Regions from separate parts of the Homo sapiens genome. Here regions 2, 3, 4, 5, 6 and 7 are each linked to region 1. A link is a loop called in an ENCODE intact Hi-C map of the cell type or tissue named here. Cell type or tissue: Calu3. All regions are shown on one strand. Region 1 holds the start of ZPBP (zona pellucida binding protein). Region 2 overlaps GRB10 (growth factor receptor bound protein 10). Region 3 overlaps COBL (cordon-bleu WH2 repeat protein). Region 4 overlaps IKZF1 (IKAROS family zinc finger 1). Region 5 has its middle 32 kb from the start of FIGNL1. Region 6 overlaps COBL (cordon-bleu WH2 repeat protein). Region 7 overlaps GRB10 (growth factor receptor bound protein 10).

Evidence for each region. A loop is a pair of places that touch in the nucleus more often than their neighbours do. Peaks named below come from ENCODE experiments on the same cell type or tissue, not always from the same donor. Only the 100,000 strongest peaks of a DNase experiment are listed, where the experiment ranks them.
Region 2: it touches region 1 in a loop (11-fold over the local background); 12 of 110 quality-filtered maps call a loop at or near these places.
Region 3: it touches region 1 in a loop (16-fold over the local background); 7 of 110 quality-filtered maps call a loop at or near these places.
Region 4: it touches region 1 in a loop (14-fold over the local background); 13 of 110 quality-filtered maps call a loop at or near these places.
Region 5: a loop joins it to region 1, with 10 times the contacts of the local background. A loop is called at or near these places in 38 of 110 quality-filtered maps.
Region 6: a loop joins it to region 1, with 11 times the contacts of the local background. A loop is called at or near these places in 41 of 110 quality-filtered maps.
Region 7: it touches region 1 in a loop (6-fold over the local background); 22 of 110 quality-filtered maps call a loop at or near these places.

Annotation. Positions count from the first base shown.
Region 1 is chr7:50,090,758-50,094,757 of GRCh38, reverse strand. It overlaps ZPBP (zona pellucida binding protein), which reads left to right and starts at 1,512. Exons shown (of 8, transcript NM_007009.3): 1 at 1,512-1,690. The coding sequence starts at 1,564. It overlaps LOC124901630 (a long non-coding RNA gene), which reads right to left and starts at 1,479. Exons shown (of 2, transcript XR_007060321.1): 1 at 1,028-1,479; 2 at 417-943. RefSeq lists silencers at 1,419-1,578, 1,659-1,708. In Calu3, CTCF peaks have their summits at 1,870 and 2,070 (motif pointing left); a DNase peak (open chromatin) is centred at 2,057.
Region 2 is chr7:50,630,703-50,634,702 of GRCh38, reverse strand. All of the region lies in intron 7 of GRB10 (growth factor receptor bound protein 10), which reads left to right. Among named protein-coding and RNA genes, the nearest start is that of DDC, 67 kb to the right of the region's middle. In Calu3, a CTCF peak has its summit at 1,608 (motif pointing right); DNase peaks (open chromatin) are centred at 1,622 and 2,022.
Region 3 is chr7:51,139,729-51,143,728 of GRCh38, reverse strand. All of the region lies in intron 5 of COBL (cordon-bleu WH2 repeat protein), which reads left to right. Among named protein-coding and RNA genes, the nearest start is that of COBL, 180 kb to the left of the region's middle. In Calu3, a CTCF peak has its summit at 2,118; DNase peaks (open chromatin) are centred at 2,118 and 3,728.
Region 4 is chr7:50,367,497-50,371,496 of GRCh38, reverse strand. All of the region lies in intron 3 of IKZF1 (IKAROS family zinc finger 1), which reads right to left. Among named protein-coding and RNA genes, the nearest start is that of IKZF1, 65 kb to the right of the region's middle. In Calu3, a CTCF peak has its summit at 1,911 (motif pointing right); a DNase peak (open chromatin) is centred at 1,899.
Region 5 is chr7:50,416,102-50,420,101 of GRCh38, reverse strand. No RefSeq gene overlaps it. Among named protein-coding and RNA genes, the nearest start is that of FIGNL1, 32 kb to the left of the region's middle. RefSeq lists an enhancer at 3,424-3,503. In Calu3, a CTCF peak has its summit at 1,845 (motif pointing right); a DNase peak (open chromatin) is centred at 1,861.
Region 6 is chr7:51,159,093-51,163,092 of GRCh38, reverse strand. The region is part of intron 5 of COBL (cordon-bleu WH2 repeat protein); the gene reads left to right. Among named protein-coding and RNA genes, the nearest start is that of COBL, 160 kb to the left of the region's middle. RefSeq lists an enhancer at 1,767-2,061. In Calu3, CTCF peaks have their summits at 210 (motif pointing left) and 1,881 (motif pointing right); DNase peaks (open chromatin) are centred at 182 and 1,882.
Region 7 is chr7:50,675,517-50,679,516 of GRCh38, reverse strand. The region is part of intron 5 of GRB10 (growth factor receptor bound protein 10); the gene reads left to right. Among named protein-coding and RNA genes, the nearest start is that of GRB10, 110 kb to the left of the region's middle. In Calu3, no CTCF peak of the experiment used is centred here; no DNase peak of the experiment used is centred here.

The sequences.
Region 1 (4,000 bases):
AAAGTCTTTACAATTTTGAGATATACTATTAAACAAGTGAGATTAAATTAGGTGGTTAGGCTGTCAGTTTTAAATCCTTCATCCAGATCATAGCATATCAAGTGACAGTTTTTAGTCCACCCATGATCACTCATTTCTTCATATCAAAAGTGATAACTCACTTGTAATTAGGCATTCTACATTTAGTTGCTCAAACTTCATTCTTCAATGTATTTAAACCAACTGCTTAAGATTTATTTCTATCACAGCTCTGCTCCCATTAAGTAAATCCTTCCAGCAGCAGAAAAGTAGAGGCATGAGTCTCTTTCAATTTCTCTAAAACAAGTTCTAGCTATAAATGGCCTCTTAGGCTGTGTATGGGAAAATAATAACCCCCATAACTTTGTACTTAGAATGGATCCTTTACAAGAGACAGATTAACAAGAGAAAAACAGATGTTTATTAATATATTTCATTTATATATGAGGAACACCCAGAGAATGAGTAGTTCTCAAAGAAGCGTCTTTGAATTCCAGCTTGTATAGCATCTTCAACAAAGACTAGGAAATTTTTAGAGATGTGACAAAGGAAAAGGACTCTGAGTCTCTACAGGCAGTAACTTGGGCTAAGCAAACAAATAGCAGACAAAAGATGGTTTAAAAAAAGCTAATATTAATTCCTCTGATATCATTTCAAGGCTAATGAGGGTCTGACGCTGTCTTCAGTGGTTAACCTTTGTTCTCCCTGGTAAAGGAGTGGGGCAGGATACCTTTTCTCTTTCTAATCTATGTCTTGCTTCTGGGTAAAAAGAGGGCAGGTGGACAGCTCTCCTGCATCTGCTGGTTCTTGTCTTCAGGGCAGCAATCCTTCATATTTGAGAAGGTATATTCTGGTCTCCCACACAGGATAGATGGTTTTGTATGTTTTGCTGAATTTAGGTGACACTATAAGATGATCTTCCGGTCTATTTTAGAAAGTAAATTTCATCTATGGTTATTTCCTCTGTCCTTCCATCAAGCTTCTTTCTGAGGCTAAAGGCCTTACTTACCTTTAATTCCCACTAAGTGTGTATTGCATTTATCTCCCAATTAAGTTCCACACATCCATAAAATACTATCTGCTGACATTACTAGATCAAAGCAGTCCACTGAGGGCTTTACACGTCTTAACTCATGCATTCTCACTATCTGTTGTTCGAAACTGGGCCCCACATCTACCACCTGGCTCATAAAAAGGGCTTTTCGATCATAAACGCTATGCAAAGGTAAAAGCACGGGATTTGGGGCCCAACGATTCTCTCTCAGCTCTAGGATCTTGGACAAATCACTGATGTTCTTGAGGATGCCCTGCGTGGCTGTGTTGTCCTGAAGGCCCGGGGGCTGCACAGCACAGTTGGCGCGTGTAGGCCCCACCAGCTATGTGGAGACACAGGCTGACCCCTAGTCTACCACCCCGGCGGAAGTGGGAGCACGTCCATCAGGTCCGTTGTTCCGGTCCTCCGCCCGCCAACTTCCGGCTGCAGGTGGGCGCGCGTTGCCTAACGACCTTCCGCGCGGACGGTGGGCAGGCGACGGCGGCGTGTGGATGGAGGCCTTCGCCCTTGGCCCAGCGCGGCGGGGCAGGCGGCGGACCCGGGCCGCCGGCTCCCTGCTCTCTCGGGCCGCCATCCTCCTCTTTATCTCCGCCTTCCTGGTGCGGGTGCCCTCATCAGGTGAGGGTCCGCGCCGCCCTGCCGGCTCCGCAGGGACAACCGCAGCTTCCCCCACTCTTCGAATTGCCTTTTCTTGTGTCACGTGCATCCGTTTTATATAGAGACACCTTGCTCACTAATACGTGACAAGAAAGGCTTATTTTTTATGGAAGTCGTACAAAGTCACTCTGCATTTGCATAGAGGAGTGAATGACAGGAAATTAAGGTATAGATGGATCACTACGTCACCCACAGTTGAAGTTTTACAATTAAATTGCTTTGTTGATAAACTCCCCAATTCAGTCCATGGGTCATCTGCCAGGTTTGCATTTCAGTGTGTGAACTCTGTAATGATGAGATCAGTGTCTTTCAAATAGGCAACCTGCTGCTTTCAAATTATCCGTGATGGTGGAGCGCCATCTATTGGTTTTAGCTGTGAAATACAGGAAATAATGCGATTTTAAAGTTTTGACCTCTAAAGAATTGAAGTACTTTTCTATACTGTTTTAAAAATACATGTAAGATACTGATGAACAAACACTGACGAAGGATGTGAAAGTTTAATTGAACTGTTATTTAACTAGAAAGGTTTTGGCTGCATTCTAGACTCAAAATTCTAGACCCAAAATTGATAAAATCACAGAGATTTGCTTCAAATGAAAAAAGTTGTTCAAATAAGGAATAATGAAAAAAAGAAGTCCTCCAAGAATATAAATGTAAAAGGTTTGTGGAGGTAGGTAGGGGATAGGGGAGGAGAAAGGAAACAAATGGAGTGAATAGAGATTTAAAAATCAAAGTCCAGGCATCAGGAATCCAAAGATTATTCTTCTATAAGTATATGAATAGCCGATAGCCATCAATTGCCATGTAGGAGAAAGATGCTTCTTGGATATGGGTCGTGGTCGTGTATTAGGTGTGAAAGGGTTTTTATTTTAAATTTTTACCTGGTGATCTTTTGATGAAATAATAAGATTAGACCTATGAGATATAAGAAATAGAATAAGCAGTTAGTATCTTGTAAGTGATGAATAGTGAAGGCCTCTTATATAGCATTTTACAATTTATACAGTATTCTCATTTTCTACAGTAACTGTAAGGATGGAATTATTATTAGTCCCATTTTACATATAAGAAAACTGAAGCTCCTAGAGTTTAAAGTGATTTTCCTAAAACCAGTAAGTGGCAGAATTAGGATTTAAACTCAAGTCCTCTGGCTTTGATACCACATCCTTTTCTTTGCACTTTGCTATTCCTGTCTGCTAAAGGCTATTTGGGTATAATGCTTTATTGCATTTTTATACTGCCCCTCACACTATTATGCCCATCACATTTGCTCATTTAACAATGAAGACTATCAGAATATGTTTCACAATTATTATTTAATATTTACAATGTGCAAGGTATAGTGTTTGATACTGATTCTTGATAAGTTAACATAAACATTGATCCCACTATCAATGGAGCTTATAATCTAATAAGGAAAATGGTATGTGTGTATCAAGAACTATAGTATAAGCCGATGTCTACAAGGGTTTTTCTGATATTATCTTCTAGAATTTTTATAGTTTCAGGTCCTAGATTTAAGTCCTTAATTCATCTTGAGTTGATTTTTATGTAAGGTGAGAGATGAGGATCCAGTTTCATTCTTCTGCATGTGGCTTTCCAATTATCCCAGCACCATTTAGGCAAAGATTTCATGTCCAAGAACCCAAAAGCAAATGCAACAAAAACAAGGACAAATATGTCGGACTTAATTAAACTAAAGAGCTTTTGCACAGCAAACGGAACAGTCAGCAGAGTAAACAGACAACCCACAGAATGGGAGAAAACCTTCACAATATATACATCTGGCAAAGGACTAATATCTGGAATCTATATCTAGAATCTACAAGGAACTCAAACAAATTAGCATGAAAAAAAACCCCAACAGTCCCATCAAAAAGTGGGCTAAGGACATGAATAGGCAGTTCTCAAAAGAAGATATACAAATGGCCAACAAACATATGAAAAAATGCTCAACATCACTAGTTATCAGAGAAATGCAAATCAAAACCACAATGTGATATCACCTTACTCTCGCAAGAATGGCCATAATCAAAAAATAAAAAAAAAAATAGATGTTGGTGTGGATGCAGTGAAAAGGGAACACTTCTACACTGCTGGTGGGAATGTAAACTAGTACAACCACTATGGAAAATTGTGGAGATTCCCTAAAGAACTGAAAGTAGAACTACCACTGGATCCAGCAGTCCAACTACTGGTGTCTACCCGGAGGAAAATAAGTCATTATATGAAAAAGGTACTTGCACACACACGTTGATAGCAGCACAA
Region 2 (4,000 bases), 540 kb before region 1:
ATATATATTTTTCCACCCATTTACTTTGAGTCTGTAGGTGTCTTTAGCCGTTAGGTGGGTCTCTTGTAGGCAGCAGATGGCTGGGTCTTGTTTTTTTATCCAGTTTGCCAGTCCATGTCTTTTAAATGGAACATTTAGGCCATTTATGTTCAACATTAATATTGGTATTTGAAGTGTTATTCCTGTCATAGTGTTGTTAGCTGGTTTATTTGTAGTCTCAGTTGTGTAATTGCTTTATACAGTGAGCTTTGTCTACTTATGTATGCTGTTATGATGGTGAGTATCATCCTTTTGTTTCCATTTTTATAACTCCTTTGAGAATTTTTTTGTAGGATTTGTCTAGTAGTGGCAAATTCCCTCAGCATTGGCTTATCTGGGAAAGGCTTTATTTCTCCTTCATTTTTGAAGCTTAGTTTGGCAGAATATAAAATTCTTGACTTACGTTTCTTTTTTCTTAAAGGAGGCTAAAAATAGACCCCCAGTCTCTTCTGACTTGTAAGGTTTCTGCTGAGAAGTCCACTGTTAGTCTAATGGGATTTCCATTATAGGTGATTTGACACTTCTATCTAACTGCTTTTGAAATTTGTTCTTTCATGTTGACCTTGAATTAATCTGATGACCATTCTTTGGTGAATGTGCATCTTCTGTAGTATCTCTAATGGGTTCTCTGAATTTCTTGTATCTGCATATCTACATCTCTAGCAAGTTTGGGGAAATTTTCCTGAATTATTTCCCTTAAATATGTTTCCAAACTTATTTTTTTTCTTCTCCCTCAGGAATACCTATAAGTCCTAGGTTTAAATAATCTTACATTTCTCAAAGGCTTTATTCTTTTTTAAAAAATTGTTGTTTCTTCTTATCTGGGCTAATTCAAAAGACTAGTCTTCAAGCTCTGAAATTCTTCTGCTTGGTCTACTCTATTGTTGAAGCTTTCAACTGTTTTTTGAAATTCCTTTAGTGAACTTTTCATTTCCAAAAGTTGTTGTTGTTGTTTTGTTTGTTTTTAATATATCTATCTCATCTTTCATCTCCAGAATTACTCTTCTGGTTTTTTTGTGTTGGTTTTCAACTTTCTCTTGGCTCTCATTGAGCTTCCTTACACTTCATATCTTGAATTCTTTATCTGTCATTTCAAAGTTTTCATTGTGGTTAGGAGCCATTGCTAGAGGGCTAATGTGGATGTCACAACATTGTTTCTTCATGGAGCTGGAGTTCTTGTGTTGGTTTCTTCTCATCTGTAGAAGCGGTCACTACTTATTTTTGAATTTACTTTCATTTGCTTGGTATTTTTTCTTCCCTCCCCCACCTTGAGGATGTGACTGTTCTGTATGTTGGTTAAGTTCCTTTGTCTTGGCTTCTCTGTAGTTTTAGGGGGCCAAGGCTTTTATGAATTACTTGGTTATAGATAGCTTTAGTGTAGTGGTTTTCTCAAATGCTAGTTGTTTGTAGGTTGTAGTAACAGTGTGCTGGACCAGTGGTCAGACTCACTGTCTCCTACAGAGAAATGGGGAGGTGGAGGTTTCAGGAGGCTTATCTCATCCCCCACCGCTGTATACTGTCAGCAGGAATTACTTTGAGTTATGCAGTTCACCCTACAGGCCAGTAGGTGGCGCTTGCAGTTGAGAGGCAGTTGCAATAATAGCAGTGGAATTTTTGGCCTTTGTTGATGTGGGGAAATACCAGGGTTTCCCTGGCCATGGGCGGGATTCCCAGGGATCCCGTCCTGCACTCTGCCACCACCCTGGCTGGGGGCGGCAGAGCTGGGTATGGCTGGGTCTGGCAAGCCCGTGACCAGGCTCTCCAGGGCAGGTACAAGCACCAACCTTGGCGGGGGTCTAGGGACACCTCTCAGGCCACTGGGACAACCCTCTAGTGTGCAGCACAGTTGCCTTTCCTGCGCAACAGAGTCTCTTCAGTAGGAGGAGCAACTGGGATGCTTAGCCCAGCAGGTAGCCCTGGAGACTGCCAGCTCACACTCCCCCAACCCTGTGGTTCTCCCTCCAGCATCCAGCCCTAGCAACTGGCCCAACCAGCTAGGCTTCTCCCAAGTCATCCGCACTGCCCTGAGCTCCTGGTACTCAGGACCTCAGGACTCCCTGCAACGGAAACCAAGGCTATCAGGCCACACCCTTCTGGGTCTGGTCTCACTAAGGGTGGGGCACCCGGCTCCCATGCCACCCCTTGAACCTGCGCCACACTCTTTGCTGTGTTCAGACAGTGGGGGCTCCTCCAGTATTTGAAATCAGGCCACAAGTCTCATCTCCATAGCCCTGGGCAGTGTGCTGCGTCCTGGGGAGCTGAGACCAGGCCTCAGGGTCAAGCCTCAGCTGTGGTGGGGGACACTGAACTGCTCCCAGGCTAACAACAAAACACTTCAGGTGGGACAATGCAGGCTATTAAGCACATTTTTTTTAAGTAGGTTTGAGTCACTATAATTGAACAGGATTATTATGCGTGTTCTCTTTATGGTGAGTAGAGCCATATAATCATGTGTAGTGCTTCAGTTATCCCTTATATCAAGAAATAATATCATTAATTTAAAACAGAACTAAAAATAATGGCAGAATTACATTCCTTTTTGGTGAGATTAATTTAGCCTACCCTGGTTGGTTATGCCCTAGTCTGAAGTAAATGTAATTTACCCCAAACCTCCAGGCTTCAGGGTCTGCCCAATTTGAGGCCTTCAGGGCCACATGGAATCAAAAGCCTTTTTGTGTGAAGCCTTGGAGCCCACCTGGTACACGCTGGGTAGTGGGTTGCAGTGGAGAAGAAAGGCAAGCAGAGCCAGGGCGGGGAGCCCTGGTTAGATCCTGGCTCCAGTACTTTCCACCTCTGTGACATCGGGCAAGCTTTCTGCCTTCCAGAAATAGCTCCACCTCCTGTCAAAGGGGCAGAGACATGTGCGTGGAGTTAAGGCTTCCTTTGCCTTCCTGGCACAGCAGTCTTCCTGCTTTCTCCTCAAGGCCCCTCGGAGGCCAGGTAGGGTAGGGTAGGTCACCCAGAACAGGATTTCATCCACATGCACAACCTCATATCACGTCTTCGGGACCTTTTGCCTGCTTTGATAATTTCTCTTACCCTGTGAATGCCTCCACTTGGCCCTGTGATTACAACCTGGCTTCTCCAAAACATTTACCACGAGTATTTACCAGAGTTACTAAAAACTCCATTTTACATTACATCCTAAAAGAGCTTTTGAACTAAAAAGTATGCTAGATCATAATTAAGCACTGGGATGAAACTGGTCGCAAGAGCTGCTGGCCCAGAAGCCCTCAGATGTCTCGGTTTCTGTGTGAAGGTCTCAGGGTAGGTGTGGATCTCGGGTACTGTGGGTCAGTGTGTGCACCCTGGAGGCTGGGCCGTCTGTCCAGGGACATCTTATGCTGCAGAGGGCTCGAAGAGGACAAAGAGAGTGCCCCATTTGCTATTTTTACAAGGCGATTACTGCTGAGCCTTGAGCAAAGACTCACAGCCAGTCAGGAGGTCTTTTGGATGCAGTCATGAGATTCCCTGAGCCTGTAAGTTATCCAAGAGCAAGGTCTAAGACTGTGGCAGGAAGCAAGAGTGAGGGTCTGTGCTAAGATTGACAGCAAGGAGGGGCCTGAATGACTCCCACACACACAACAACCCCGTGGGGGCCACTGAGACAAAAAACCAGGTGCCCCAGAGTGGAGTTTGGGGCCGTGGAGATATAATGATCTACCTTCAACTCCAATTGTTCTTAAACTTCTTCCTTTAAGTTTGCAAAAAAAATTAAGCTCTTGCTTTTTTGTCTATGCAGTGAATATGTAAAAAGTGACAACAGAAAGTCTGGGAACAGTGGAACCTTCTATTAGCACTTCAGGGCTTTTATAACGGGATTCAGTGCCAAGCCAGCCAGAGGCCTGGGTAGCTTTGCAAACCATTCCTCCCCCAACTAACTCTAAAAAGACAGAGTTTCATGCTGTTGACATAATTATGCCCTCTTTAATATTGCCGTTTTATTTTTAAAAACAATTTG
Region 3 (4,000 bases), 1.0 Mb before region 1:
ACAGGGAAGCCTTCCTGATTTGGTACACGTTTTAGAAACAATCATATTTATTGCACAGGAATTGTTCCCTTTTTTGTTTTGTTTCTGTGTCCTGTAGTGGTGCCCTTTCAGTCGGCACCCAGACCTGCCCCATGCACATCTACAGCCGAGTTTCTCATTCCTTTCCTGATCTAGTCCATGGTATTATTAAAATGCTCATTAACAGAATGCCCACTTAACACGAAATACTTGGTTTCGTTTGGAGAAATCCATTTATCTGGAGGAGGGCTACACATAAAGTATCACTCTTGATGAAGTATAGAAAACTGAACTTATAAGTCAGTTATTCAAAATGTGTCACCACATAAATTATGGCAAATTTTACATGTGCATTTGAGAGGGAAAAACCTTCCCTTTTTCATTAGGATTGTATTATTTTTATAAGTTGGAACCTCATTTTTCCCTGAAACTGTATCTAATTGAGTTTGCCTCAGCTGAAATCTCGCATCTGACCGCAAGCAGTCACACAGACACACACACACGCATGCAGATTGAGGCATGCCCTGTGAACATCCTTTCCCTGATGCTCTTCTCTGCTGCTGCCAAGCCCCCACTCCTTGCTTTTTAATTCTGGTCAGTCACTATGCTGCACATTATGACTTAACTTTTCATAACATTCTCTTGCCTTATCCTTCCCCTTTGATGCCCTTCCTCTTACTTTTCCTCCTCCACCTGCCCTGATGAAGTTTGCACCATGCACTGCATCTCTCCCTCCCCCTGGCTTGGCTGGAAATGAGCTTCTGCGGTCTGCTGTGGCCACTGTCACAGGATCCTGCCTGCCTGAGGACACACATCGCATGTCATCCATCTTTGAAGCACCCCGGGGCTCATTTCCTTTTAATTTACAAGCTTTTCAGAAACTTCTGCCTTTCTGAAATTGTCATTGTTAAGCATTCTAAACATTCAAATGCCTGGCAGATGGTCCTGCTTCATAAGACTGAAATACTGTCTGATAGCTCACCTTCAATCATGTCTTCCAGTTATGTTAAGGGAAAATAAAATACCAGCTCGGGCGCTGTAGCTCATGCCTGCAATCCCAGCACTTTGGGAGGCCAAGGCGGGTGGATCACTTGAGTTCAGCAGTTCGAGACCAGCCTTTCCAAGATGGCAAAACCCTGTCTCTAGTAAAAATACAAAAATTAGCCGGGCGTGGTGGCACGCTCCTGTAATCCCAGTTACTCAGGAGGCTGAGGCAGGAGAATCCCTTGAACCAGGGAGGCAGAGGTTGCAGTGAGCCCAGACCACACCATTGCACTCCGGCCTGGGTGACAGATTCTGTCTCAAAAAAAAAAAAAAAAAAAAAAAATCAAATACCAGTTGGATACTCTTTGTTTGCTCATTTTAAGAAAATGTCTTGCCAGGCGAGAAACCATCAGAGAGCTTGTGTGACACGGTATTTTGTTGGCTGAAGTATGCATCCAGACCAAATAGCTTCTGCCACTTTTCTTCTTCTAAATACTTAAAATGCCATCCCCCAGGCATTCCATGGGGTACTTGGCCAAAAAAGAGCGATCATTTCCTACTCGCCTCACCCTCTAGAAATGAGATTCCTAAGTTCCATTGTCCTGCCCATTCATGGTGATCAGTTCACATGAAGCTGGCATGCTTCATGGTTCTTTCTTTGCCGCTTCCTCGGAATCAGTGCAGGATTTCCAGGATGCCAGAAGACAGCTCAGGATTTGGCTCAGGGATTCAGCTTAAGGAGTGTCTGTCAGGAAGGCTGTGCCCTGAGGATAAGGAAATGCAAAGACAAAGACAGAGAACACCCTCTTGGGAAGGAAAGTTGGCCTTGCCCTTACCCAAGACTGTGCCAGCCACCACAGATGAGAAGCAGCATTCTCCCCATTCTCACCTCACCAGGAGCTTTGACAGACCTGAGCTGCTCTGCCCAACAGACCCCAGGGAGTGCCCGTTCGCCTCATCTGGTTTATGTCACATTGTTCTGCCTTGAGTCCTGTCAACACCTGTATCTGAAGAAAAGCCAGTGTGGATAACAGGTTCTGGAATCTTCCCTCCCACTCGATTCTTTAACAAAGCCTTAAAAAAAAAAAAAAAAGTTGTAAAGCCTTTCAAAAGGGGGCAGCATCGTCTAAGGAGAGGAGGCTGCAGGCAGCAACAGGAACATATTTCTAGTTTCATCTTTCTAGTTTATTCTATCACTAGGGAGCTGAGCCATCCTGAGTAGCTCTGTCTGGGCCTCAGTTTTTCTAATTTATTATATCACTAGGGCACAGAGCCATCTTGAGTAGCTCTGTCTGGGCCTCAGTTTTTCTCACCATCAAAACAGCAAACATCATGTCCTTCTAAGAGGATCTGATCCCATTTAGAAGAGCCTCTGCTGAGAGGATTGTTGATTGCCAGCTCAGAGTATACTTATTGTAACCAAAACATATCCCTTAACCTTGAAACAGAAATCAACATCTGAATTCCTCAATAGCCATGTCAAAAGATCTACTCAGGCTTTTAGTAGACTTGATTAAATGAGTCAAGGTATAATTGTATTTGTAGGATGGACACCTTTGAGAAATGGAAACAAAATGACCATTTCTCTTTTTTTTTTTTTAAATCGATTTAAACAGAAAGATTTCAGGTACAGCATCTCCTGTTTGTCCCTGGAAGTGTATTGTGCAGTACAGTAAGGGGTTGAAGTACACCAAGCCCCTTTTTGTTGTATGAACAGATTGATCCATCTTAGGCTGTGTGATGGGTGTGCTCGTGAGGCAGCTCTGTGAGGATATCTTCAAGAATTTTGGCAAAGGGAAATGGACCATGGCAGTCTGTGCTGACTCGAAATAGGGATGTTTACGTTGAACATGCTCAGCTTCTTGTCTGGTACTGATCTCTGATCAATTATAAGTCAATGAGCGAGGGAGACAACGTGTTCTCTGCGGTACCTGTGAGCCCTGAAAGTATTCCAGGAACACCCTGCACTCTCAGTGCCCTATCAGGTTCTATGGGGCACTTGTGCTGTCAGGGCCGTGCCCCTGCTGCCTGGTGCTAGATCTGCATAGCTCCTTGTCCCTGTCAGTGGAGTAGTGTTTTGTCGTCACAATGAAAGTCAAATAAAAGGAAAATAAGCTTTGCTGAGATGAGTACATTTTAAACAGAAGCAATCAAATATGTACATATATATATACGCACACACACACCCATGCATACATAAATGTTTGTGTGTGTGTAAATTTAAAATTAGGACCCATGTCAAAAGCACTTGTGGCAGATGATACTGGTTTTATTTTGAGCTGGCACTCAGATCTGGAAACGGTTAGCTTCCTCTTCTTCCTGTCTTCTCTCCCCAGATGCGCGTATGAGAGTCAAATCACTGATGTTTTACACTGAATGTAAGGAGTTAATTGGCTATCAGTGGTGTGGTGACATGGACACAGAGAGTTTTGCATTGTCTTTGGTGGGCGCCATTGAATTCGACTATCCATTGAATGACAGCAGCTGGCCTGGAGGAAGTTTAAATCCCACCAACCTAAGTCCCATGAAGCCTGAGATAGAAGGTTCTGTTTGCTTAGTTTTCTTTTCTGTTATTCATTGCTTTTTCTTAATGATTTATCTGGTTGCACTTGCAACTCCTGAGAAAATTTGATAAGATCATGACTGCCAACATCTGTGGATTTTGGTGCCAACCTTTGGTGAGAGCTATGACTCACTTCCCTACAAAAAAAGAACTTGATATTAAAAACATGTATATATTGACAAGCTTGGACAGGAAATCAAACCTCTCTTGCAGGCAAGCAGTGGCCTGTCCCTCATGAACTTTGCCACTTTGTAGCAGGAGACAACCAAGGAAACTGGGATAATAGGGGGGGCCAAGCTGTTTTGACTCCAGACTGCATGCATTAAGCTCTTGGTTTTCCCTTTGACTTCGTATTGATATGAGTCAGGACTTTAAAGGACTCAATACTTCACAATGTTTTCCTCCCACATTATTCTGTGGATTGCTTTCTAAATT
Region 4 (4,000 bases), 280 kb before region 1:
CCATTCAAGGAGTGAGGAGTTCAGGGCCTTTGTCCCACAGACCTTTTCCTTTACCTAGAAGAAAAGAACAAGTGGGTGTTGGCCTGTTGATGGCAGTGAACACATGCAGTTGTGACGGAGGCTCTGCGAGAATGTGAGTTTTGTTGGCCCTTCATTTTGAAATCCATCCTCCTGAAGAAGGCAATGACACCAGCTGATACTTCCACTAATGAAGGAGGAGGTTGGGAAGGAATGACTGGCACTTACTGAAGCTGAGCACCTCCTGGCAGCTCCATAATACCCCGGAACCCATCCCAAGGGATATGCAAGGCTCCTGCTGAATTCTGTTGAAAATGCCATATGAGAAATCCCTTCAGTTTCTTAACAACTGCCACTCCTTAAATGGTGCTGATCATACCTGCCCTAGAATCAATTCCATGAACCCGCCTGCCCGATTTGCAGGCATTGTGCTTGGTTCAACCCCATGGATGCTGTCTCTATGGAACATTTGCCAGGGCCCGAGTTGCCTGGCCGTGCCCTTCTGTGAGTTCCTAAATCGCTCACTCCTTCCTCTGTTACTCGGAGCTGGAACTGCTTAGCTGTGGTATTGCTTCAGTGAAATGGTACATCTCCCTGAAGATAGGAAAGATAGTTATAAATATTTTGTAACCCCCCACCCCATTACTTAGAAAAATGTCAAACTCAGTAAGGTGCTGAATTGAACTGATTAAATATAGAACATGAAATGGAGACTGGTCCTCTCTTTCTCCGGAACACTCTGGCTCATGCCCACCGTGGGCTCTTTCATTGACTGAGAGATAATGGACAAGAGCCCAATTTTATTACTCAATAAATGTGACAATAAATATGAAGAGTGGATGTTTTCAAACTCCTAGTCAAAAGCTGCTTTCCTTCCCAGATGCTATTTAAAGTTGGGAAAAATTAAAATCTCATTGACCTATCTTGGAGGGCTTCTATGTTATTGGCACCCAACAGTACTAAGAGAGACCCCACACCCCTGTATGGAAGGTGGACTTTGGTAGATAGACAAGTTTGGATTGAAGAATCTGGAGAATCCAAGGAACTCAGATGCCAAGAGGAGCCAAGAGGCCTGAATCTGTGCCAGGCACTGTATGTGCTCATGGATAATTAAACATTTTTTAATGCATAGGTATAATGTACACTGTTAGTCCCCACCTGACCAATGAATTAAGCTTCCTCTTCATTTCCCTTTCCTTTTTAGAATGTGTCTTCATATTTACTGAAAAAGTAAATGTTTGGTACTCAGAACGCATTTTTCCATTGAAAAGATAGTCCGAAGTAGTCACTCTAGTGTGAGTTTAGGCCATGTAAGCTTGAAATGCTCAATATTTTACTTGAAAAATGGTACAGAAATATTCTTGCAACACTGGTGACTAGCAAGTAAAAATCAAATGAAATGGAAATATTTAAGATATATCTTGAATCACGGTAATTAAATGAAAATTTGAGGTGAAGAGAAGATATATATATAGATATTTTTGTGTTGCCTCTAAAAGAGATTTATAAAACTTTTAAGCGTTTTAAAGTTCATGGAACCATTTATTATAACTTAATATCATTTAAAATGTAGAAGGTTGTTTTCGTCCCACTAGGGTATATTATTAGAAAATACTTTTTTCGTTATTTGCAATTTAAGGCCTTTAAATGGAATGAAGTCAGGGAGAGAAAAGAAAGGCAGAAGAGTAAACAGATAAAGAGAATAAAAAAAAGAGCAATAGGCATTTTCTTTCCTCCAGCAACTACGGACACAAACTGGAATAAGGACAGTAGAGGGGGTGAAAGGGGTTGTTTTTAATTTTCAAGAAGAAAAGAGGTGTTGAGGGCAAAGGGGGCAATTCTTCATCATGACCACAAGGTGGTGATATTGGCCCAGAACAGTTTGGTTGCTGTTTTGCGGGGGAAGGCATCAAGACCAAGTAGCCGCTTGTGTGAGAAGATAGTCACAATTCCAACACTGGGGAGAGTGGGAGAGAAAGAGAGACACCAATACCTTATGGACACATTTGCATAAATATAGACAGAAAGCATATCCAAGTGTATATCATCTCTTTTATAAAAACTGTAACTATCATAACATTAACACATCTTCACATGCAGCGATTCTTACAGACTGAAGGCTTCACTGAAGGGTCTGCTTCAACATATGCTCTGGCTGACACCTTCCTCAGACTTCACAGAAACATGTTTTAGGATGCATTAGCTTACTCTCAAGTGCATTTGACTTCTCAAAATACTTCAACAATATGATTCTTCAAATCAATATCATTTCTCTGTCCAATACCATAATGTTTTATATGTTCATATAAGCTCACGTGTAAACAAATACACATATATAAGCATTTACAAGTACATACATATACATCTCAAAAAGTAGGTATCAAGCTATTGCTTTAAAGTGGAATCAAAGGAATATCAGTAAAAGAAAGATTTCTGTAACTTCTATAGGCTGGAAAAGTAGCCAATCTAGTTTGTGAGCAAAAAGATGTACTTTGATACTGTTAAATTCCTTAGACACCAGATAGTTTTTGATAACCAGGATGTCAGACACCTGTCTTTAACTGTTACTGGCACTGTTCAAATTAGAGCCTATAATTATAATTGTCACAGTGTTAACAAATGCGACCTGTTTTCTGATGTTGCTTTATAGTATTAGAGGATTTACTAATACAGGTCCTAAGGGGATTATCAACTTGTATGGCTTTAAATATTCAGCTCTCTATACATTTTCAAAAGCACTCTCTGTTCTTTAAAGTACTCATTTGAGGATGTTACCCAAATATATTTATCATTTATCAGCTCAATATCTAAAAAAGAAAAATGAAATTCACATCTGTTTTTGGTTTAACAGCTCAGATCAGAGAAGGTCCTGCGGGCACCAAGCAGGAACAGTACGTTGGCTCCAGCAGCGATGCACCACAGAATAACGGCCTGGAGGCCTGCAATTTTCTCTTCTCAGTTCTGAAATTAATACTCCAGAACCACAGATGAAGAGCATATCTCCTTCTCCTGTCCCACAAAATTGTAAAAATTATCTTGAAACCATGTTCAGTTCTTTGTTGGTGACAGAAAATATGGCCATTTTATCCTCACACTCAATAAAAAGGATTACAGGAGTAATCTCAAAGCTGTCCAGCAGCATCTGCGAAGTAACAATCCCATCAGTGCTACTGTGACTCCAACCCTTACTGTTACTCCACTGCCATGCTCCCAGGACACCGCACAACTGCCTAGACCTTCGTTTTGCACTTTATGGTATAAATACCCAAAAATGATATGGTAGGTGTCTAACGAATAGAACAGTGAATATTTAATGTATCTCGGGGGTTGATGAAGGAACATGCACGTACGATATTTACATGATAGGAGATGAAGGCATGCTTTTGTTTTCCAGAAGCAAGGCATATACTTACGAGAGAAAGATTTGGGAATTATTGCATGGAAATCCCTAAAGTCATCAGCCCCATATGTAACTGCAATAAAGAAGGCAAAAAGAAAGCTGGGTTGTGATACCAGGAGAGAGTATAGTCAGAGTTTAACAGAAAGCATTACTTTTTTTTAAAAAAGAACGTTTTATTACTCAAAACCACTGTTCAGCTACTCATCTGCTATTGCTGGCCCTTCTATAGGCAACAGAAAAGTAATTACTCATGAACAGGACCACAATCCCCTCAGGTGTCAACTCACAGCATTATATCCCATAAAGTGGTTTGGAGCAATTACTGATGGGTTCAACATCTTAGAGGGTGCAGCCCCAAACATTCTAGAACTGTGAGAAACCATTCAGCAGCTCCAGTCCAAACACTCGGCTCCTCGCAGAGCATCTCCTGGGACAGCACGTATCTCCACAAAAGTGCGTGTTTCTTAATGAGCTGATTGCATCGCAAATGTTCTTCATTCAGCTTTTTCTTAGGAAGTGTTCATAGAAAATTAGAAAATGCAGCACATTGGGTGGGGGAAAAATTCCTGTTTTCCCCAACCA
Region 5 (4,000 bases), 330 kb before region 1:
AATTTCTAAACTGAAGTGAGCCATAATTCAAACATTAACTAAATACAATTAAGAGTAAAAGGCTACCCCAGATGTGCTCTGACTGGCACAACATCTGTGAGTCCAGATTGGCTGCCTACCCTGGCTTCATGGCTGTGTACCCCAGCTTCTGAGGGTTCTCCTGAGATGTTCAGGCCTTGCAGAGTCAGCTCTGAAGGCCTCCTGGGGATCTGGCAACATTCTCCGTAAAGCTCTCAAGTCAAGTGCAGTTTCAAAATGATTTCATCCCAGTCAGATACCTAAATTTTTAAAGCAGCTTTGTTGAGGTATAATTGAGACACAATAAACTCTACCTGTTTAAATTTGATAAATTTTAACAAATATATACACAGATAAAACCATCACCACAATGAAAATAAAATCCACATGCATAACCCCCAAATTCCTTTGTGTCCTTTGGAAATTCTCTTCTCCCACCTATGGCTCTTCCCCCAACCCAGGCAACTACTGAACTGCTTTCTTGACCTAGACAATAGTTTTCATCTATTAGTATTTTATATAAAGAATCTTTTTTGTCTGGCTTCTTTAATGGAACATAATTATTTTGAAGTTCATTCATGTCATTTTATGCATCAGTATTCATTCCTTTTCACTGATGAGTAGTGTCCCATTGCATTGATGTGTCATGGTTTTTATCCATCCATGTTGATCGATATTTGGGTTGTCTCTGGTTTTTGGCTATCACGAATAAAACTGGTATCAACAGTGCTGAATGATTTGCTTGAATTTAGTTGCCTATTCAAAGATACAAGTGATTCATCACAAGAGAAGTAAAGGCTTCTGGTGGAAGATGCCTTGTTTCACGGAGAGAGAACAGGAAAAGAAAAGCGTGTGGAAGAGGGGTGCGGTCTAGAGACTGTGAGGAATGCCTGTCTTCCCCTCAGTTGTGTCCTCGCCACAGTGCTGCTCCTGGACCTCCCTGTCTGAAAGCTGAGCCCAACTCACTTCTAAGTGAGTCAATTTTGATAAGTAGATGACAAGATCTAAGTAGCACTGAGGGTGTGGGAGTGAATGGGAGGCTGAGGGGCCCAGGGAAGGGAGCTGCCTTTTTCCAAGACGTCCATGTGCTGGGCCTTATGTCATTCCTATGCCATCTCATTGCATATTCGCAGCCTCCTTTTAAAGCCGAGATTATTATCGTCTAACTTCATAGGCAAACATGAGGGCTTGCAGACAGTAAATAACATGCCCAAGCCCACCTGACTCACAATTTGCAGGTCTGGAATTTGAGCCCAGGTCTCTTGGCTTCCAGGGCTGTTTTCTTTCCTCCACCCTCTCCAGGACGGCCTCTCAAGCTGTGGCACGTGCAGGTGGCAGACAGCAGCGACAGCCACGGTTAAGAGGCCAGCGGGGGAGAAAAAGTGCATTCTGAGCTGGGTTCTTAGCACATGCAGGGTTCTTACACCCCTTGTTCAGGCCTGGGCGAAGCTCAACTGAGACAGGGAGGGTCCACATGCCAGAGTAGGACAGGAGCATCCATCCAGGCCAGAAGGGTTCTGGGCCACAGAGTGATGGTCTCTGTACAGCCCCTCTGGTGTGGGAGATATCCCTGCCCTGCATGTTAGCAGGGTTTATGCAAGAATTGATGTGAGTAGGTGCAATAGCTGATTTTAAGGATAATTTTGAAGTCAAGCCCTAAGCAAAGAATCAACCTGGGTGGCAGCCCCTGTGTCTACCCTTAACTTGGTAAGTGACCTGGGCAAGTTCCCTGCTGGCCCTGGGCTCAGCTTCTCCCTCTCCCCACGAGGAGCTGGGCTAGGCCTGCAGGGGCCAGTGGTGCAGCGCCTCCTCCCTGGAAATGGCATTGGTTAACTACATCCATTCTGGCCAGCCTTGCGTTCCTTCACCACTAGGTGGAGGGCATCTCTTAGGTTTCCCCACTGCTCCCTGAAGGCCTTGGAGGCGGTCTTAGCCATCCCTCCATGAAAACCACCTTAAATTTTGACAGCTTTTTAAGGAATTCCAACTTAGATGTTAGGAAATATTCAGTCAATTCATTTGCCCAAAAGCTCAAATTTTGAGTTTCTTCACTTTCTATTTTCCTATTTCAATATATTGTACTTTTTAAAAAAACTTTTATACTAAATAAATTGAACTTTAAAAATGTTCTGGCCTGTATTTATTACTTGGGAGATTTCCAGCAGAATTGCTTTACTGATGCTTGCCTCTATGTGAAAAGTGCTTTTGATCTCTTTTAAGTGAACTGTTCTCTCTTGCTTCAACCAGACACAATGAAATAGTGGAGATGTGGGAGAGAGGTAAGGACTCGTTCTTTCAGCTGACATGTTTTTGAGAATTCTGTTACCCCCAAGGGTATTCATAAGGCCTCAGCACAGAGCAAACTATTCTCACAATCATGCCTGATAATGAATTGATCACCTTGGGCATTTACCAAGTGCTCTCTTCACATCTCTTATCTCATCGAATCCTTCCTACTCCTCTTACAATGAGCATTTTTTAGTCTCTGCTTTTATAGAAGAAGCAGGCGAGGCTATTATTGGCCATATAGATTCCCCACCTGCACCACAACATACACAAACTATCCAAGCATAGTTTGGAATTAGGAAAGGGACTTGACCTTATTTAAGTGTCCGTGAGTATAGGAGTGGTCAGACTTTCTCAAATCCTGCATCTAGCAGTAGGGACCCAGAGAAGCCTGCCTCATTCAGGTGGCTGTGTTGGCTGGCATGGTTATGGGGGCCATGCAGGGACATCCCCAGCCTTCAGATGGAACCTTCCAGAGCTGTGTCTTGCCTGTGCCTAGAGTCCAGTGGAGGCCAGCACCCCTCCACTGAAAAAAGAATCTGAAGACTTCAGCCAGGCTGACTTGCCCTGGGGTTGCTTTTCAAGTGGAGGTACAAGGACAGAATCAGCTACAGAGAGAGGGAACCTGGAAAAGCAAATGACTTCCAGAAGCCCCGGAATCTGCACAGTGTGTGAATGTGTGGAAATAGCAGCTTTCACAAGGAACATTTCTCTAACTGCAAAGGAAATTAGGCAAGCAGTTTATTTAGGAGAAGCAGAAGCAAGAGGAAAGTGATTTGCCTTTTTTTCCTCTTTTTCTCCTGAGAGGAGGATGATCCTGCAACAATCTACCAGCAGGGCGTAGTGAGTCCTTCCCTATTTGCTGGAAATCCCACCCTCCTGCTATTGCACGTCTCGGTTTCTGTTTTGTAGGTTGCTACTGGCAGGAGGGGACTGGAAGTCACAGAAACCCAAAGGGCTCAGACTCATGAGAGACAGAGTGTGGAGCTAGGAGATCCCAAGCATGTCTCGGCATACAGGGAAGAGAGCCAGCATGTCAGCCCACACCTTGAAAGGGACCAGTGTGCCTGCTTGAGAAAAAGCACATGTCCTCAGGCAAGTGACATTTCCCTCTCAGGCAGAGTGAAGGGCCAGGTCGAAAAAGAAGAAGTGAAAGTTGCTGCATGCTTCGAATACTGAAGGCAGCCTTCAGGATTTAGTACCCCAGGGAAGACTTCTTTGGGGAAGCTGGGAATGAATGGTTTACTTGGAGAGGGAATTGAATCTTTTCTGGGCACCCCCCTCACCTTGTGCCAGGCACTGTGCTAGACCTTGGGGAGCTCCAGGGAGCAAGGCAGGTACTGGCATGTCATCAGCACTTCCCGACAGAGCCTTCTACAACAATGGAAACGTCTGCTTCCACATTTGTGCTGTCCAATATGGTGGGTACAGTCACATCTGCTGATAGAACACCTGGAATATGGCTAGTACAACTGAAGGGCTGAAGTTTCAATTCTATTTCATTATAATGTAAATTGAAATAGCCATGTGTGGCTAGTAGCTACTCTGTGGAAAAGCACTATTCCACGTAGACCCTTGATGTGGGGAAAGAAAGAAACACACTGTGCTGCAGGTTCTGGCGTCATGATGTTCCTTCCAGGTGTGAAATGGTTGCTCGGTTTCTCTGAGAAGACAATCAGGAAGTAGGATCGCTGGG
Region 6 (4,000 bases), 1.1 Mb before region 1:
TCCTTCCCTTAGTTCACTGTCTGGGCTGTGAGAGGCACTCCTTTTGTGTATATCCGGTGATAAAATGTAACACTGATCCATCTCCTTGTGAATTCCTTCCTTCCTTAGCTTAGCGCTTAGCTTAGCACTTCTTGCTTTACAGGAAACATTGCAGTGAGTATTGGCTTTATTGGTGCTCCCCCTGCTGGCTGTTTCTATGTCTTTGTGCAAACAGGGTAACAGCTTCAGCTTCAAGTCATAGTGAATCTCTGATGAGCACAGAGGCTTAGCCTGGCGGAGGCCGAGGGCAAGCCTACATCATTGGGGTGTTAAAGCCGAGCTTTCAATTCTGGCCCAGCATGCAGAACCTATCTTCACTTTCCTCATCTGCTAAACTGCCCACTTTGTAGGTTCATTGTAGCGATTAGAAATTATATAGCTCATCTGACACTCATAGGAAATGTTCTGAAATGGTGAGTAAACCTGACCGGAGCCCTCCAGAAAGTTTGCAGATACTATTATGTATTATTTTTTCTTGAGAAAATGTAAGTGGTTTATTATGTCTGTAACTTGAAGACTCTATGAGAATAGATTTGCATTAAAAAAATCCTAATGTAGATGGTCAAAGAAATTTGATCTTCTCTGGAAAAGTTAGTGAATTTCTTAGAAACTGAAGTTTACTCTGTTCCAAGATATATCTTCACTGTCTTAATCAAAGGGCGCTTGAATCATAGCAAATATTCTCATCTTTCAACTAACTTTAAGTAGTTTTCCTGGAATTTTACATTTTCCAGAAAACACTCCTTTCTGTATCTGTGAAAGAAAGTGTGCCTCAGGCTGTAAACTGGGCTGCACTGGACACCTGCGGGGGACTCTGGCTTAGTGGGGACATGGTCAGTATTGATTTTCCTCAAACTCAGCCTGTGTAGCTGTGAAAGCATGGAACAGATTACACTGCAGTTAACGTCATCCCACACATCTGGACTCCAAGACACGGGGAGGTCACATAGTCAGTTGTGGATGCCGGTTAATGATAAGGTGTGAGTTAGCTCTCGGGTCTCTGTTTCCTAAGTCACACAAACAGCAGTGATAAACTGTGCTAACGGATGAGACAAGGTACCTGAGTTAATTTGCAATTCAGCACACAAAAATGGAAAAGAAATTATTATATCAGTCTGATAAAGTGCAAATGTTCTGATGTAGGAGTAAAGTGACGTGGGTTCTAATCCTGGTTCTGTTATTCACCAGGACAACAGACCAGTCATTAGCAGGCCTTTCTCTGAAGAATGAACTTTTGAAAGTAACTGGCCTTTTATGGGCCCTGCTTCTTGGTTTCTTGGTTTTTTAAAAAATCCAAATTCTATAAATTTGACCAATCTAAAGGTATTACTACATGCTTCATCAGATATCTCTGCATTTCTTGATACCATAAAGTTAAAGTTCTTCTGGTAAAAGAGTTAAAAATCACTGCCTTATAAAACAAGCAAACAACAAAATAAACCTGTCTGGAGACATTTTGTCCATTTGCCCTGTTCAGGCAGTGACAGAAATAGTGTCATTATAGTGTTTCACAGATGGACGGAGCTTACATTTGAAGTGATTTCCATAGCAAAAGCCCTAAAAAAGTTTCCAGAATTCGTGTTGAGTGGCGTTGTTTCTGATGGAAGCCTCTGCAGTATTGGAGGCAGGCATTTACAGGGAAGCCCACCAGTAAAATAAAATTTTCAGAAAAAGTTATTAAAAGCTACATTTTAAAGGAAACTCCATAATTTCAGCTGCCCTGAGTCCTATGCTTACAGAGAGCCTGCATTTCCACCCAGCTGATCCGGGTCTCCAGGGGGATTACAGAGAACTTGCAAATGCGGCCCAAAGCATGTGTGGAGCTGTGCTGCCACAGGGTGGCAGTGTTGTCACACACACAGCAAATCCCCTCGCGAGCTTTTCTGGGCCTGGAAAAGCTCAAATCTGTTCTGTTTTTGGAGTGTTCATCAGTTGAGAACAGGAAAATGTGTTCCGAGGGCTGAGCCACGTGTTTATGAGGTAGAACTAATTTTTGTTATACATCAGTTGTGTAGAGATATTTTTAAAATTTAGCTTGTACCTTTAGAAAATGCTTTATAAGGCAGAGGTTGCAGTGAGCCTCGATTGCGCCACTGCACTCCAGCCTGGGCGACAGAGTGAGACTCCATCTCAAAAAAAAAAAAGCTTTATATTCAAAACAAAATAAATTGCATATGGCAGGTTTTAAGAGTAGAGTAGGAGAATCATGTCCAGTGCCTACAAGTCTAACAGAGTTTCTTGTTCCTTGTTCTCCTGAGCCTTTCTCAGTATCTGCATAGTTCTTTTAAAGGTTGTATGATCTTCTGTGTAAAGGGAAAAGCGTGGCTTTTGTTTTTGTTTGCTTGAATTTGGATTCTGAATTATTCACATACAGTTTGTGACCTCTTAGAGCCTTGTCTTCCCGTGTGTACCGTGAGCTCATAATCACCAGCACCCAGCATTCTTATGAGGATTAAATGAGTGCCAAGCACAGGAAGGAGCTCACAGCTAGCACTCGATGAAGGTTGGCTCGGCCCTGTTGCTCATTGCTTCTTTTATTCTGGTATAAGTAATGTGAAAGTCACTTTATCCCAAAAGCCTTTTTTCATTTGGGAGGTTTTCTTTATGAAAGACACCTGCAAATGTATTCGTGAATCAAAGGATATGACAACTTTATGGCATTACTGCATTGTTTCCCTTGATGACTGTGTCATCAACAACAAATAACAATATGTTATTATGGCCACTCAACTCTCCATTTCTGATTCAGAGCCTTGTGTATATAAAACTCCTATCAACTATTGGAAAGTAAATAGACCTTAATGTGTAATCTAGAAAAATCATTCTAAGGTTCTTTCCATACCTATTTGACCATTAAAAATAGGCCAGACATGGTGGCTCATGCCTGTAATCCCAGCACTTTGGGAGGCCGAGGTGGGTGGATCACCTGAGGTCAGGAGTTTGAGACCAGCCTGACCAATATGGCAAAACCCCATCTGTACTAAAAATACAAAATTAGCTGGACGTGGTGGCAGGTGTCTGTAGTCCCAGCTACTCAGGAGGCTGAGGCAGGAGAATCACTTGAACTCGGGAGGCGGAGGTTGTAGTGAGCTGAGATCGTGCCATTGCACTCCAGCCTGGGCAACAATAGTGAAACTGTCTCAAAACAACAACAAAAAAATAGTTTTAAAAATATTCTTATCATATGATCTCTAATGCAAACCTGGAACCCATCAGAGGAGGGTTTTGGTTTTAAAGCTTTGATGAATTTTTTTCCCAGAGTGTTCGATTCTTACAATGGGAGTAGTATACACATAGATCCTGAAGAGTTGATAAACAGGGCCTAATGCCAGTACCAGTTCTCGGAGGGAAAAAAATAAATGTAGATTTTTCACCACTTGGCTGAAAATGTGATGTTTGTAAGGATACTGAGGTAGAAAACGTCCCTTTCAAATACTGGTTTTCCGTATGTTCCCCTAAAACATGACTATTATTTCCACTGTCTATGTTTCCTTTCTGGCCTTCCCCTGCTCTTTGTCAGACAAGTATAAAACAAGAATCTCACTTGCCTGCACATGGATTTAAGTTGCTTCAGAGACCAGAGAAGGTGAGAAGCAGAGCTCTCTGTCCCTCGGTATCCTTTCCTGTCTAGGAGATGACATCTCCGCCATCACAGTGCCTCGGGCCAGAACCCTGGGGTCCTCTTTGCCCCCTTTGCTCTCCCACTCCACCTGCAACCCTCATAGCGTCTGTCGCCTTCAAGATACATCTAGGATCTCACCACTTCACACAGCCTGGCCTTGTCACCTGGCCCAGGCCTCCTGGCGGCTCCACTTCCCAGCACCTGTGGTCTCCAAAGCCTCCTCCCCACCTCCCTGCTTTGCGCCCTGCGGTTTCACGCGGCATCCAGAGCGCAGCGCGCGCGGCCGCCAGGTGCGCGCGGCCGGGGGCTGCAGAGAGCCTGCAACGCCGCCCCCGCTGC
Region 7 (4,000 bases), 580 kb before region 1:
CAAATCATTTAGTAAAGTGAATCCAGTGTCATCTTTAATCCCTAAACAATGTAAAGAAGACACTAGATGGTGCTGTAAACTAAGAAATGTATTGGTGAAGGTGGTGAGATGGTGCTAGAAGTTAAATCCTCTGTCCCCGGAGTTTCTCTGTCCTCTTTGCCTTTTCCTAGTCAGCACACCTAGCCTGCTGCATGGAAGACATTTACTCGTGATGATTTATAAGCCCGATGCAAATGTGTTTCGCTGAGTTTATATCTATTTTAAAACTAAGCCAGCCTCAGTTTGCTAATGACAGTGAAACTAGATGAGATGTGAATTTGAGATCAGACAAGCTACTCAAATATTTGGGGCAAAGTTAATACCCAGTTTTGGACTGGGTTATTTAAAGAAGGAAAATAACTATTAATAACATGATTGACAGCCATGTTGTTTGACCTATATTTGTGCAGAAAATACATTCTTATAAATCCGTCTGAAGTGAAATTTTATATATAAAATTATTTTTTTCTTCACCTTTCACTATTCCTCCCAGTGGGGCAGCCCCATGGAAAATATTTTGGCGTCAAGTTAACATTAAATAGACAATCTGAATATTCACTGCGAGAAGCATTTGTTTACTTGTTTCTCCCACTTCTGTTACGTGGCAGAAGGCCTTTCACAAATGGGTGATTATTGATCCACTTGGATTCATGGGACCAGACAAGAATTTTGCAGTTGACCACACCCACAGAGGTGGCACACAGAGTCCTTACTGAGGTAGACCAGCTGACAGAATAAACGCCATAGGGATGCTTGTAAGAACTCAGTGTGATTTCAGTCGTATCTTAATGTAGTAATTAAAAAAAAAATGGTGTAGAATATGAAAAATTGTCTTCTTTTGAATCAAACCTTTAAAACCCCTGTTTGGAAGATTTAACTGTCGCTCTTCGTTAGAATTTAGTGAAGCTTACAAGTCAGAGAACCATAATTGATTTTATTATCTAAACAGATAAAATGCTAATGAACCCCACAGGACATTTTACAGTTGTTTCTAAAGTATGGCATTTAAAATTTCTAAAAAGTTTTATTTTTGCTGTAATGGCTCTGGAAAGTATGAAGGTTTGAAACATCCAGATAGAGTGGTTGGATTCAGTTTATGAAGATTATAACCTATTGAGTTACCAGATTGACCTGGCTTTGTTGAAAATATTCATGATTGAATGTATTAAAGTAGAAAATAGTTGTACAAATAATCCACCTCAGAGGAGAGTAAAAGCATTTTGAGGATATGTGTTGTGTTTATATTTTGGCATCTGTTACCTTATATTTACTTTGAATAATGACAGAATTACTTTGCATTTGACCTAATTGCAGAGCTATGACCCAGGAATGATCTGGTTGACTGACAGAAGGCTTAGCAGGAAAAGGACAGGAGACCCCGGGGGCTGCTTGCCTGGGGAGCACAGCCAAGGGGCTGTTAGGAATGCATAGAGAGAAATAACTGCACATGAAAATTCCCCAGAGGGAATGAAAACATGTTATTTTCCTAGAAGAGAACAGTCTCAGAGTAGGAACTGTACCACTGTTTTTATTTCCAAAGCAGGATTAAAAGCCTGGCATTGAATTGGCAGAGTGGCCCCACAGCACACGTGTATGTGTGTGCAAGTGTGTGCATGTGTGTGGACATGTTCGCACGTGTGCACGTGTGTGGCATTGAGACCAACCTGCATCACCCAAGACTGACTATACTTAACAGTGAACTTTGTGTTTTGGCCAGTATTGACTTTTAGATGGCCCACTGAGATAGAAATATTGAGCTGTTAATACGGTAAGTTAAGAGTGGCGCTCGTGCTAATTGTTTTGCAGAGCTTCAATTAAGCAGCTATTCCCTGTCAGCTAAATAGGAGTGTAGGAGATGAGTGGGTGCGTGATGCATACGTTCTAGAACTTTCCTGAAGCCCCAGATTCGTGGTCTCCACTATAACTTTTCCTCAAGATGGATGCAGCAGTCTCAATAAATACAGAACTGAGGTCTTGTCTTTGGCAGGCAGAGTTCTCTGGACTGCAATTTTCGCTCCAGCAGTTGGCAGTGAGGCTCTCCTCTCCCTGAGGCCACAAGCCTTCTGGGCCTCGGGTAGCTCAGGCAGGTACATGCCTGCCCCTCCAGGGGTCCTGATTTTTTGCCAACCAACTCTTCCCCACCCCACCTCACCCCAGCTATGAGCAAGAGTTCGCCTGCTGACTCTGAGTGTTCTTCCTTGTGATTAATTATTGATTATGCAGTAATTATTAATTATTGATTCAGCACTTTGTCCTTTTAATATCTGGCCAGGATTAATATTTGACCACTCACAACCTGAACCATGGCAACATCTCTCTTCTTCCCTCCTTCCACACAGATCCTGGGCACACAGGGCCCTGCTTGCTGCGTCTCAGCTGCTGATTTCACCCAGTCCGCATCTTCGGATCCATCTGACCCCTGTTTTTCTAAGGCAACCTTCCTCTTCCAGCCTGATGCTCCCCAGCCCCTGCCCTCTCCCCTGGCCCTGGTTTGAATGTGGCCTCTGTTCTTCCAGCAAGGGCTGTGCTGGCCAGGCCTCAGTGATCTCATCGCTGCCATTTCAGCAGCCTCCCTTCTGTCCTCACCCCTCCCTTCTATCTGTCTGTCTTCACCAGGATCTTGAGCGTGATCTGGCTAAACCCTGCTCCTACTGTCCCACCCACTCCAGAAGCCCAAGCACTACCCCCGGGGGTGACCCTGCCCACTCCATACCCCCTCTGCACTACCGTGGTTGCCCAGGACTTCCCTCCCTCATTGTTGTTGTTTTGTTTCCTTATGTCTTGTCTTGTTATGCCCTTTAGCCTTGAGAGATGAGGGGAGCCCTTTAAAACAAAGGCCTTCCTAACCAGAGGGCAGAGTGCCCCTCTGAAGCTTCTGTGAGGAGCACACACCTGGTAGGAGAGAATGAGGGATGCAAAGCTTATTTTCAATACCGCTTATGTGACCTTGGGCAGGTGATTTAATTCTTCCAGGCCTATTTCCTCAGCTGTTAAGCCAGGTTAATAACGATCACTTTTTGTTATTTTGTAAGAAATAGATGAAATAGGGCTAATAAATAACATCTTCCTGTTTACTGTGTGCCAAGCTGTGTTATAAAGCAGATAATAACTAACCTAGTCCTTACAACCCCCCCCCCCCCCCGGTGGGGTGGACACTATTGCTAAGCTCATGTTAGAGTTGAGGACTCTTAAGAAATAGGAAGCCCACGTCCTGGGCCCTGGGCCCAGAGCTACTAGGAGCAGGGCAGGGTGAGCAAGTTTGCAAGTGCCGGTCTCTGCTTTCCTTCCTACCAATGTAGCCTTTGGTAGGAAGAGGGTCTTGCTGTCTGTGACCCTGTGTGTTAAGTGGGTGTAACTTGCAGCTATTCTGGGAGCAGAAGAGAGGACGAATTATGTGAGCTTCCATCATTATTTGCCATGATGTCAAAAAGCGAAAAATCTAAAAATGCAGAAGAAAGGAGTCAATATTATTAGAATGTATTGGGTTACACGTACAAAACTCACTCAAATTAGCTTAAGCACAACAACAACAAAATTATTGTATGGATGCAAGAATGTTTTACCAATCTTCCCTGAGCAGGAGTGCAGCCAGGCCTTAGGAAGCACCGGAAGCTGCACAGCCCTAGCTCCTGGCTCCCTTTCCCCGTCCCACCCCAACCCCTCCCCATCTCCATGTGCTGGGTTGTAGCCCTAGGTCTCTGTTTCTCTGGAGAAACAGACCCATTAAATAGGCTGTATACAGAGAGAGACACATGTGTTTTAGGAATTGGCTCATGACACTGTGGAGGCTAGCAAGTCCAAAATCTGCAGGGCAGGCTGGCAGGCTGGACATCCAGGGAAGGGTTGCAGCTCAGGTCTGGAGGCAGAATTCCATCTTTCCCCTTGGAGGCCGGTCTTTTTCTTCTATTCAGGTCTTCAGGTGATGGGCTGAGGCACTCTCACATGAGAGAGAACAATCTGC